Linked DNA regions of Homo sapiens: region 1 is linked to region 2. The links are chromatin loops, found by intact Hi-C in ENCODE. Cell type or tissue: adrenal gland. All regions are shown on one strand.

Region 1 (5,000 bases), 52 kb before region 2:
TAACATTTCCCTCATTATTATAATTAGTGCCACATCTATGACAGAGACTCATGTGATTATCCAATTCATAATACTAAATAAAAATGACATTATTGATAGTTACACAATAACTGCCTAAACAAAAAGCACTGATTGAATAGATGAAATTTTTCATAATAAATGTGCTCTTAATTAAACTGTGTTACTTGAGTAACACACTTTTTCAAAACGTGGAATTCATAGAAGGGAAAAGAGGTCTTGTTCGGGGGTAGGAGGAGGAAGATTTGGGAACTTACTCACTTGAAGTGCAGACCAATACCTTGAGTGATATGAAAGTTCTGAGAGGAAAGATGTACTAGGCAAAGCTTGCAGGGTAAGGGGGCACATGAACTAGGCCTTAGAGAATGTTAATGGTTTAGACATTGGTGAGTAAAGGGTACTCCAGGAGGAGGCAACTGCTTAAGCAAAAGCAAGGAGGAACAAGAGAAAAACTAGAGCAGCAATCCTCAGTGACAAAGTTGGAGAGCCCAGCATCAATGCATTGCGGGTGTTCCACCTCAGAGAAGAAATTCCACAAAACTCACTTTTCAACATACCTTTTTCTGATGAATCTAAATTGCAGACATCTTAAAAGATAACTATGAAATTGTTAATGCCAAAGCAAGTAAAGGAGTATATTATATTTCTTATTCTGTAACTCCTGCCTATTTCTAAGGCACCTACTACTTTGGGTTGCCAATAAAAAAAGTTATACCTATAATAAAACCAATAAAAATAATATATAACTTGTCTATATACCATTTATTTGTACACATATTTTACACATACACACACACACACACACACACACACATATATATCTCCAGTATTAAGGTTTGGTTTCTTTAATCCTAAGCTTTTATAGTATCCTAAAGCCAACTAAGTCCTTGAACCTCTCATATATGTATATATATACACAAGCATGTATATATACGTATATATACGTATATGTGTATATACGTACATATACGTGTATGTGTATATGTGTATATACGTATATATACGTGTATGTGTATATGTGTATATACGTATATATACGTGTATGTGTATATGTGTATATACGTATATATACGTGTATGTGTATATGTGTATATATATGTTTATATGTGTATATATGTATATATACATGTATGTGTATATATGTATATATACATGTATGTGTATATATGTATATATACGTGTATATGTGTATATATGTATATATGTATATATACGTGTATATGTGTATATATGTATATATATGTGTATGTGTATATATGTATATGTGTATATATGTATGTGTATATGTGTGTATATATACACGCATACATGTATATATATATTATATATGTGTGTATATATGTGTATACAGATATATACACACACACATACACACATATATATTTCCAGTATTAAGGTTTGGTTTCTTTCATCGTAAGCTTTTATAGTATGCTAAAAACCAACTAACTCCTCGAACCTCTTAAGAGATCATTGTTGTCCATGGTTTTTCAGCATAGAAAAACCCACAGTGCCTTCCATTGCAGCAACCAAAGTTTTAGAGTTAGGAGTCATTATATGCTCATCTTTTCTGCTTTATTAACTTTAGCATTTAGGTATATTTGCCTGTCGGGGTTTACCATGTTCTGGCCCTAATGAGCCAGGCAGGATTATGATCAAATCTGCTTTGGGCTTCCCGAGGAACCATGACTGGCTGGAAAAGGCTATGTATATATACATGTATTCGTATATATGTATATGTGTATATATGTATATATACGTGTATATGTGTGTATATAGACACATATACATGTATATATACATGTGTATATGTATATATATGTATTATGTATGTGTATATATGTGTATACAGATATACACACACACACATACACACATATATATCTCCAGTATTAAGGCACTCTCAGGACATCCAGGGCAGAAGCATCCAGGGGTTTTCATGTAGCTACATAATCCACCAATAACAACAGTAAGTCAAGAGGATCCATGCCTGACATGGATATTGAATGTGATCCAAGCATGAGACACACGCATAGGAAAACTTACTTTAAATCTATGTTTCTTGTACTCAGTAATCCTTTTTAAAGCCCTGGTATTATAACAGAGCATTAATGAAAATAAATCTTAACACCTCCAAGTTAGACAATAGCATTCGCTTTCTTCCTAATGATTAATAAATTGATCCATGCCTGCTGGGGTGACACTTCCACAAATGGAAGAGTCAAACAGGGAATTATAGAACTCTGTCTTTCTAGTTCAGATGTGTCATCTAATTAGATAGCATTTTTTGTTTTGGCTAAAATTCTCTCTCAGAAGAATTGTATCTGGTCCATGAGCTACATCTAAGATGCCTGTGCTCAGAGTTCCTTGATCTCTGAACCTCATGTTTTAATATTACTTACTTCTCTTGTCAGTTCTTCCTTCTACTAAATTCTCTCTGCCCTACAACCCCCTTTCCACCATACCTCCAACCATCCTTTAATGCATAGAAAAGAATAGCTTAATTATACCAAAAATAGATAATAGGGTTATCTGGACAGATGACCCTATTCTCCGGTTAATTCGAGGTTAAGTGGATCTTTGAGGGTTTTCACATCTTGTTGAAAATAGATTTATCCACTCTTTTATATTTTCCTTGTAATGATTAAAAGTTATTAAAGTAAAGATGAATTCTCCCTTTGCAGACCTATAACTACTGTAGGGGCACAAGGGAAAGGAGAGATTGGGTAGAATGCAACTGAGTCCATCCTTACCACGTAGTTTTTTTTCTTACTGACTTCTATATTAGCTTATTTTATTAGTGTTCTCTTTCTCTAAAAAGCCTGATGCTGCAAAAATTACTAAATGAGGGCTTCCCAGTGTTGATATTTTGGCTGACTGAATACTGTACCAACTGCCTTTGACTGTGTCCTGTCTCCAAAGTTCCTGGTAATGTAGGCCCAGAAGGCCAGTTTACCAAATTAGTTGTACGATGTAAAACTCTGAGGGACCACTAACACATTGGATTACAAAGTCAACGTTATAAAGATTTCAACAAGCTGAAAACATGAGCTGAAACAAACAAAATTACAGTGAAAAGGAATAAAAGTACATAGAGGTATTTAAGTTTAAAGTTTTTGTAATCCCAAAAAAAGATTGTCAATTGTTCAAATAGACAGCTGCCTCATTAGTTATTCATCTGACCTTTGGGTTTCCATTAATAACTCAATGTAGCCAGCAATGTGACAGAGCTCTTGCAAGTTTGAGGTGATTTGAGGCTGCATTACTAGAATTTTGATGGACTGAGGTAGGTAATAGTTCCACTGTACTTTCCTTATCAGTCCACATCTGAAATTGGTGGTCAGGCAGGTGGACAAGAGTATCTGCTATTAAAAGAACCGCATATTCTTACTCTTCTCGCTTCAGTGATTGGCATTTAATACAATTTTATAGTTTAGATTTCCATAGATATTTGTTCCAAACAGCTAGTCCTTTCCTAATATGATGTTCACTGAAAATACGTATTAGCATGCTTCGCCTCTAAATTGTGCTTTTCTTATTAAAAAAAACCCCCAGATCTCTTATATTAGAAAAGCATAAGCTTTAACTAATATTAGTGTAACTATTTTATTGAATATACTGAACTCAATGGAATACAACAGGAAATGTCTGTCTTATCCTTTCCCATCACTGTCTTCAGTTATGCTTGGTCCAGTCTCCCCTTCATGACCTTTGAGAAAATCTCAGGCAGATCTCAAAACTTCAAAGTTCAGTTTGAAAGTTTAGTGAGGTATGATGTAAAGTTCCAATTTCACATTCAGTTCAGAGCTTCTTCTCCCAAGCTTGGGCCTGCTTCCCATGGAATGAGGAGCCTCCCTAGGCGTGAGGGAGGGGCACAACCTGTGCTTCCTTCCTCTTTCCCCTCATCCTGCTAATTCTGATTCCTACATGGTTGGAGGAGGAAACGGGGATAGGAATGTAGGCAGTTGAATTGTAACCTCCAAAAAGATCTGTCCATATCCTAATTCCTGGAACTGTGATTGTGAATGTATTTGGAAACACAGATCTTTACAGAAGTAATGAAGTTAAATATCTTGAGTTGAGATTATCCTGGATCATCCAGGAGGGTCCTAAATATAGGGACTTATTATAAGAAACATAGATAAGAGAAGCTCACAGAGAAGAGGAAGAGGCAATGTGACTGTGGAGATCATTTGGACAGGTGCTGCCACAAGCCAACACACACCTGGAGTCATCAAAAGCTGAAAGAGGTGAGGAACAGATTGTCCCCTCGAGCTTTGAGAGAGAGAGAACAGCCCAGCCAACACCTTGAATGGCCTCCAGAATTGTGTGAAAATACATTTCTGATGTTTAAAGCCACCAAGTTTATAATAATTTGTTATAGCAGCCCTAGGAAATTAATTCAAGAGGCTAAAGGGCAAAAAATCTTTTCATTTAGATTGTGCTCTAGTTCTCTCATGGCTGCTGATGCCCTCTGTGGGCAAGTGTCCCAAAGCTGGCTATGTTGTTGGGTGCAAGAGCAGGTTTTCTTGGATGCCCTTGAAGGGGCCCAGCTTAGGAAAAGAGCTCCCTGGCTGGCCTCTTGTGACCCTTTGCTCAGGTTCCAGCTGGGGTGACAAGTTCCACAGCCTCTTACTGCTACAACTTCCTCCCCCAAACAGGCCCCCTCATGGGTGCAAGACCCTCAAACGACTCAGCTACTTTCTATGGTATTCCCTGGCTTTCAAGGATCTCCACTCACCCTAGCCATTGTGAAGAGGAGGAGGTCACTCCACCATGAAACTGCTCTCTTTCTTCCCATAGTCACTGACTTCTCTAGTCCGCCTCTGCCTACAGAATCCCCTACCTCCAGGGCCATGGTTCAGCCTCTCTCATGAGCTGCCTCATGGCAGTCCATCCTGGTGGCCCTCCCAAATTGGGCAGCTTGCTAAGCCTCTAGCCAGAGACTGAGACACCGGGTACCCTCTTAGAGCAGACCTCATCTC
Region 2 (5,000 bases):
ATTGGGGTACCATCATGGTTTCTGGTGAGGGCCCTCTCCCTGGCTTGCAGACAGCCACATTCTCACGGCGTCCTCACGTGGCCCTTCCTCAGTGTATGCAGGTGGAGAGAGAAAGCTTTGATGTCCCTCCCTGTTCTTATAGAGCCAATCACCCAATCCTCTTCTTACAGGGCCAAGGCTCAAGTGATCCTCCCACTTCAGCCTCCTGAGTAGCTGTGACTACAGGTGTGCACTACCACGCCTGGCTAATTTTTGTAGGGATTTCATCATGTTGCCCAGGCTGGTCTGGAACTCCTGGGCTCAAACGGTCCATCTGCCTTGGCCTCCCAAAGTTCTGGGATTACAGGTGTGAACCAGCGTGTCTAGCCTGTTCCTAATTTTTTAACGGTGCCTGGTAACATCCAGAACGGAGCAAAGATACAATTTCACCCCTCAAGAATTACCATTTAGAGGTTCTGGGTTTTTTGTTGTTGTTGTTGTTATTCTCACGATTACAAGTCAATTAAAATGGATAATCCTGTTTAAATTAACTTCTATGGTTTGTTATCAATCACAGTTTCAGTTTGTCCTAACAGAGAAGCCAAGGATAGTGTTCAAAGGAACCTTCCATAAGATTTCCAAGAAAGAAGACAATGGACAAACCAGCTGCTATCTATGATGTTTTATTTTCAGAATGAAACACAAAACAAACAAAAAAAAACACAAAAGACCCAGAACCATTTACTAGCATGTGAATGTGATCCTGTCTCTAACTTGAGCCTTCATGCATAGTAGACAATACCCCAGGTATGGGACTAAAATGCTACCAGTCATTCTTTGTTTTTTGGATAATTTTCTTTTGGCAGCATGATAATTTATTTCAAACCAAAGTCCACGACTTTGCTGAGACACAGGTAAGCTGAGCGACAGTAAGAAAGACAGTCTCATGATCTGATTATGAGCTAAGAAAACTGGGAAGTCTAGAGTTTAAAAAGCTGTCCCACGGGCATGCTGACCATTAGCTGACATGCTACTCACAACCAGGATGTCAGGAGGGAGGTTGGGAACATCATAGCAGTCTAAGGAGAAGACAGTCCTGGTGGGGATGACTGTGGTACCCATGTAGAGACATGAACCCAAGCTCTGGCTCCATACAACCCAGTTCATTTGGGAGGGGGATTTAAATCAGGGCCCCCACTTCTGACTGACCAGATGGAGGCATCCCTGAACACCCCTCTCAGGTTTCCCAATCTCTCCTCCCTCTACTCTTCCTTCTCCTTTTTTTCTTCCTCCTTCCCTTCCTCATGCCCAAAATGGCTGTTTGTAGGAATGGAAGGAGAGGGGTGTATTTTGGGAGGGATTTGGGGACTCAATTAATGGAACATATCAAGGTTAAGGGAGAATAAGTGCAGGAAGGAAATTCTGGTTCCTTTTCTTTCCTCCTATCTGGACTCCAAAGGCACCGTCATGGCAGAATCAGCATGGGGCTGTGAGCCAGTGGCCCTACTCTCATCTCAGCTCTGCCACTGATGGTGGGCCTGTCATTTAACTGCGTTGAGCCCAGGTTTCCCCTCTAGATGGTGGACATGTAACCTCCCCAAATGACCCCATGAGGCCCATGGTAGATGCTTCTGTCTGTGAAGTCCTTCATGATTGCATCTGATGGACAGACTCCTCTCCTCTTCCGGGCCCCTCTAGCACGGTCCTCTGTTGCCCTCTGGCCTATAGAACAGCATGCATTTGGGTTTGAGAGCAACCTGGATTTGCAGCCAAGACACCCATGAGAGTACCTTCCTCTCCCTCACAACCACCCTTCTCATACCAATCAAGTCTCAATGTCCCTAAGCGTCCTGTCTAGCACCTTTTCATTTCTCTTATTACATTTCTCCTCCATGCCCTTACTTTCCAGCTATTTTAATGTGCTCAGTGGAATGTGGCATTTAACAGCACGGGCTCTAGAACCAGCATTACCTGGGTTCAGATTCTGACTTTGCCTCCCCAGACTGTGGCACCTTGGACCAATTATGTAAGCATGTTGTGCTCAGTTTCCTGATCTACAAAATAGGGTTAATAATAGCACCCCTCATGTGGCTGTATGAGAGTTAATAAATCAAAACACACAAAGCCCAGGAAAGTACCTAGCAAATAGTAAGTGACTAAATGTCAGTCTGTCACTGTGCTTATGTCCTTGGTCACATCTCTCTTGTGGGTCAATGAGCTGCTTGGAGACTGTAATGTGGCCTTGGACTTTACAGAGATGAGTTTCTGTGACCAGAGAATAAGCAACCAAATCCTCAGCCTGGCCACACAATGCTGGATGGTGACTCAGTGGTCATTACTGACATGCATATCGGACTCACAGCAGTTTTCTGTGGGAACCCTCAACATCCTGACTCTGTGTCCCTGGGCACAGGGGCCGTGCAGTGCTCAGGCGGAGAGTGACTAAGTGCTGCCATCCAGCTGTGGTGGCTGACTCATGCATGAGGACTGAAGGATGTGGATTCTGAAAGCCCTTCCTCACCGTTGTGTTTCCTGTCCATATAGCCCTGCCCCAGGGCCTGGGGCTCCCATGGAGGACCAGTGCCCAGGAGAGATTCGTGTGACTGCAGAGCACCTGGGTTGCCCTGAAGGAAACCACTGGCCTTCAGTATCACTCACTGCACCTGGGCCCACCCAAGGTCTCTGGAGTGCAGTTCTGCCCCTGTGGCCTCCTCTGTCCCCTCCTTCACAGCGCAGGCTGTCACACATGTGGCAGGTTCTCCAACATATGGCCAGAGAATCAGTGTATGCAGTACTGGAGGGGCCTGAGGATGATGTCCAGGGCCATTCCTCATTTTGCAGACATAGAGACTAATGTCTGAGGGAGGCAGGGTCTTCAGCAATACAGTCAGGACTAGAATCCTGAGGACTAATTCCCAAGTCCATGTTCTTTTCAGGAAACCCTGCTAAAGTAAAAGAATACAACTTCTTGGCTGTAGTGTGAGGAACAGGCAGAAGCAGGCACAGGGAAGCGAGTCCAAGATACCTGGCTTACAGAGCCTGCTCTACCCCACCCCCCTTGGCCATTTTGTCTCCCTTCTTCACTCCCCTATTTAGGCTCTCGGATCAGGCAGTTCCCCACTACTTCCCCACAAACTGTGAGGCCCCTGTGAAGCTGCTCTCCCAGAGGCCCTCTGCTCAGGCTGCACTCTCTTGCACCCAGCAGCCCTTGAACACATCACTTTTGGAAGTATCCAGTCCACACCACTATGCTGTTGGAGTCAGGCAGGTCAGAGTTGGAATCACAGAAACTATGTGGCCATGGACAAGGTACTTAGCCTCTTTAAGCCTCAGTTTCTTCATCTGTGGTCTTCTTCATATAGGTAAAATAAAATAATTTGGCTGGGCATGGTGGCTCACACCTGTAATCCCAGCCCTTTGGGAGGCTGAGGCAGGAGGATCACCTGAGGTCAGGAGTTCGAGACCAGCCTGGCCAACATGATGAAACCCTCTCTCTCCTAAAAATACAAAAATTAGCCGGTCATGATGGTGGGTGCCTGTAATCCCTCCTATTCAGGAGGCTGAGGCAGGAGAATTGCTTGAACCCGAGAGGCGGAGGTTGCAGTGAGTTGAAATTGTGCCACTACACTCCAGCCTGGATGACAAGAATAAAACTCTATCTCAAAATAATTTATAACTATCAGAACAGTGCCTGGCAGCCCGTAGGCTTCCAATGTGCCATGCCTGTTATTATTATTGCCTGTTATTTTTAAAGCTTCACTCAAATTGTCTTTATTATGCCCATGGTTCCAGATGCATCAGAATTACCTGAGGATTTTTATAAACAAGACAGTCTGATCTATTAGGTCTGAGAAGGAGCTAAGGAATTTTTTTTTTAAGTTCACCAAGGAGATTCTGATATGCGTTTGGATTTGGGAACCACTAAACCCCTTCATTGCCCACGGTTTTCTTATGAGTTTGGCACTAGTTCTCTCACATTCTTGTCACTGCCTATAAGTTACAGGCAGTTTTGCAGGTGGACTGACCTTAGATTTGGAAGATCCCAACTTAGATCTGTAACTTTTCTATCCCTCCTAATGAGCTACATCTCACCAAGACATTAATGTGCAGAGAAGGGGGAGGCAGGAGAGCACAGGGACTGTGACCACTGGGCTTCAGAATTGGAAATCCCTGTGTTCAGTCCAAGTTTTGGAACTCACTGGCTGTAGCTCTTCAGGCCAAGCTCCATGACCACTATTTTGTAACTGCTTGTTAAGAGGGATTTTGTTCAACCTAACATCTGCAATTCGGTACATAGCATCCTTCCCCTAATCCAGCAGTTCCTCCAACCTCCTGTTTCCCAGGGCCTCAGGCCCCAGACCTGGGCTCATCTGTGACTCGGTTGGTCCTCCCATCCTAGTCCTCCCCCATTTATGTCCTTCCTGCCATCCCTGCCGCCTCCATCGGAAATGAGACTTCCACAAACACCATCTAACCACCTGCCCTCCCTCACCCTGCTCCTTTCCAGGTTTCCTCAGGGGCTCCTGATTAGCTGTGGCTCCCTTTCAAACTTTCACTGCCTCCCCACTGCCTGCATACTCTGTGTGGCACTGCACAGGCACTGGCCTCAGCCCTTGAAAGTCCTGACTCGGGTTTCTAATGTTCTACTCACACTTAGTAACATGGTCATTCAATAATAACAACAGCTTCTGAGGAGACGCTGGGTGTTGGTATTCCGAGAAGATGCCAAAGAGTGTGTTGTCTCCAGGCCACAGGCCTGATTTGATCAAATCTGCTTCATCCTTTTGATTTCTCTTGGCATTTGGACTTGTTTGAGGCAAACACTGCAGGAGGTTTGGTTTTTACCTAAAATTATAATGTTGCTTTTGGGCTTGGAAGCTTGCGTGTAAAGCACTTGTGGCTGTTTAAACTCTGCAGCAAAGAAAAGGCCAGGAACACATTCCCGGTGCTCTGTTTCATGGAAACCCAGAGACAGCACAATCCATAACATCATGAAGGATACAGGAGAGGCTCTGGAGACC

What was found. Peaks named below come from ENCODE experiments on the same cell type or tissue, not always from the same donor. Only the 100,000 strongest peaks of a DNase experiment are listed, where the experiment ranks them.
Region 1: a loop joins it to region 2, with 1.8 times the contacts of the local background. A loop is called at or near these places in 18 of 110 quality-filtered maps.

The regions. Positions count from the first base shown.
Region 1 is chr11:86,682,248-86,687,247 of GRCh38, reverse strand. No RefSeq gene overlaps it. Among named protein-coding and RNA genes, the nearest start is that of ME3, 12 kb to the right of the region's middle. In adrenal gland, no CTCF peak of the experiment used is centred here; no DNase peak of the experiment used is centred here; H3K27ac peaks cover 344 bases.
Region 2 is chr11:86,630,391-86,635,390 of GRCh38, reverse strand. All of the region lies in intron 2 of ME3 (malic enzyme 3), which reads left to right. Among named protein-coding and RNA genes, the nearest start is that of ME3, 40 kb to the left of the region's middle. In adrenal gland, a CTCF peak has its summit at 2,402; a DNase peak (open chromatin) is centred at 2,362; H3K27ac peaks cover 1,552 bases.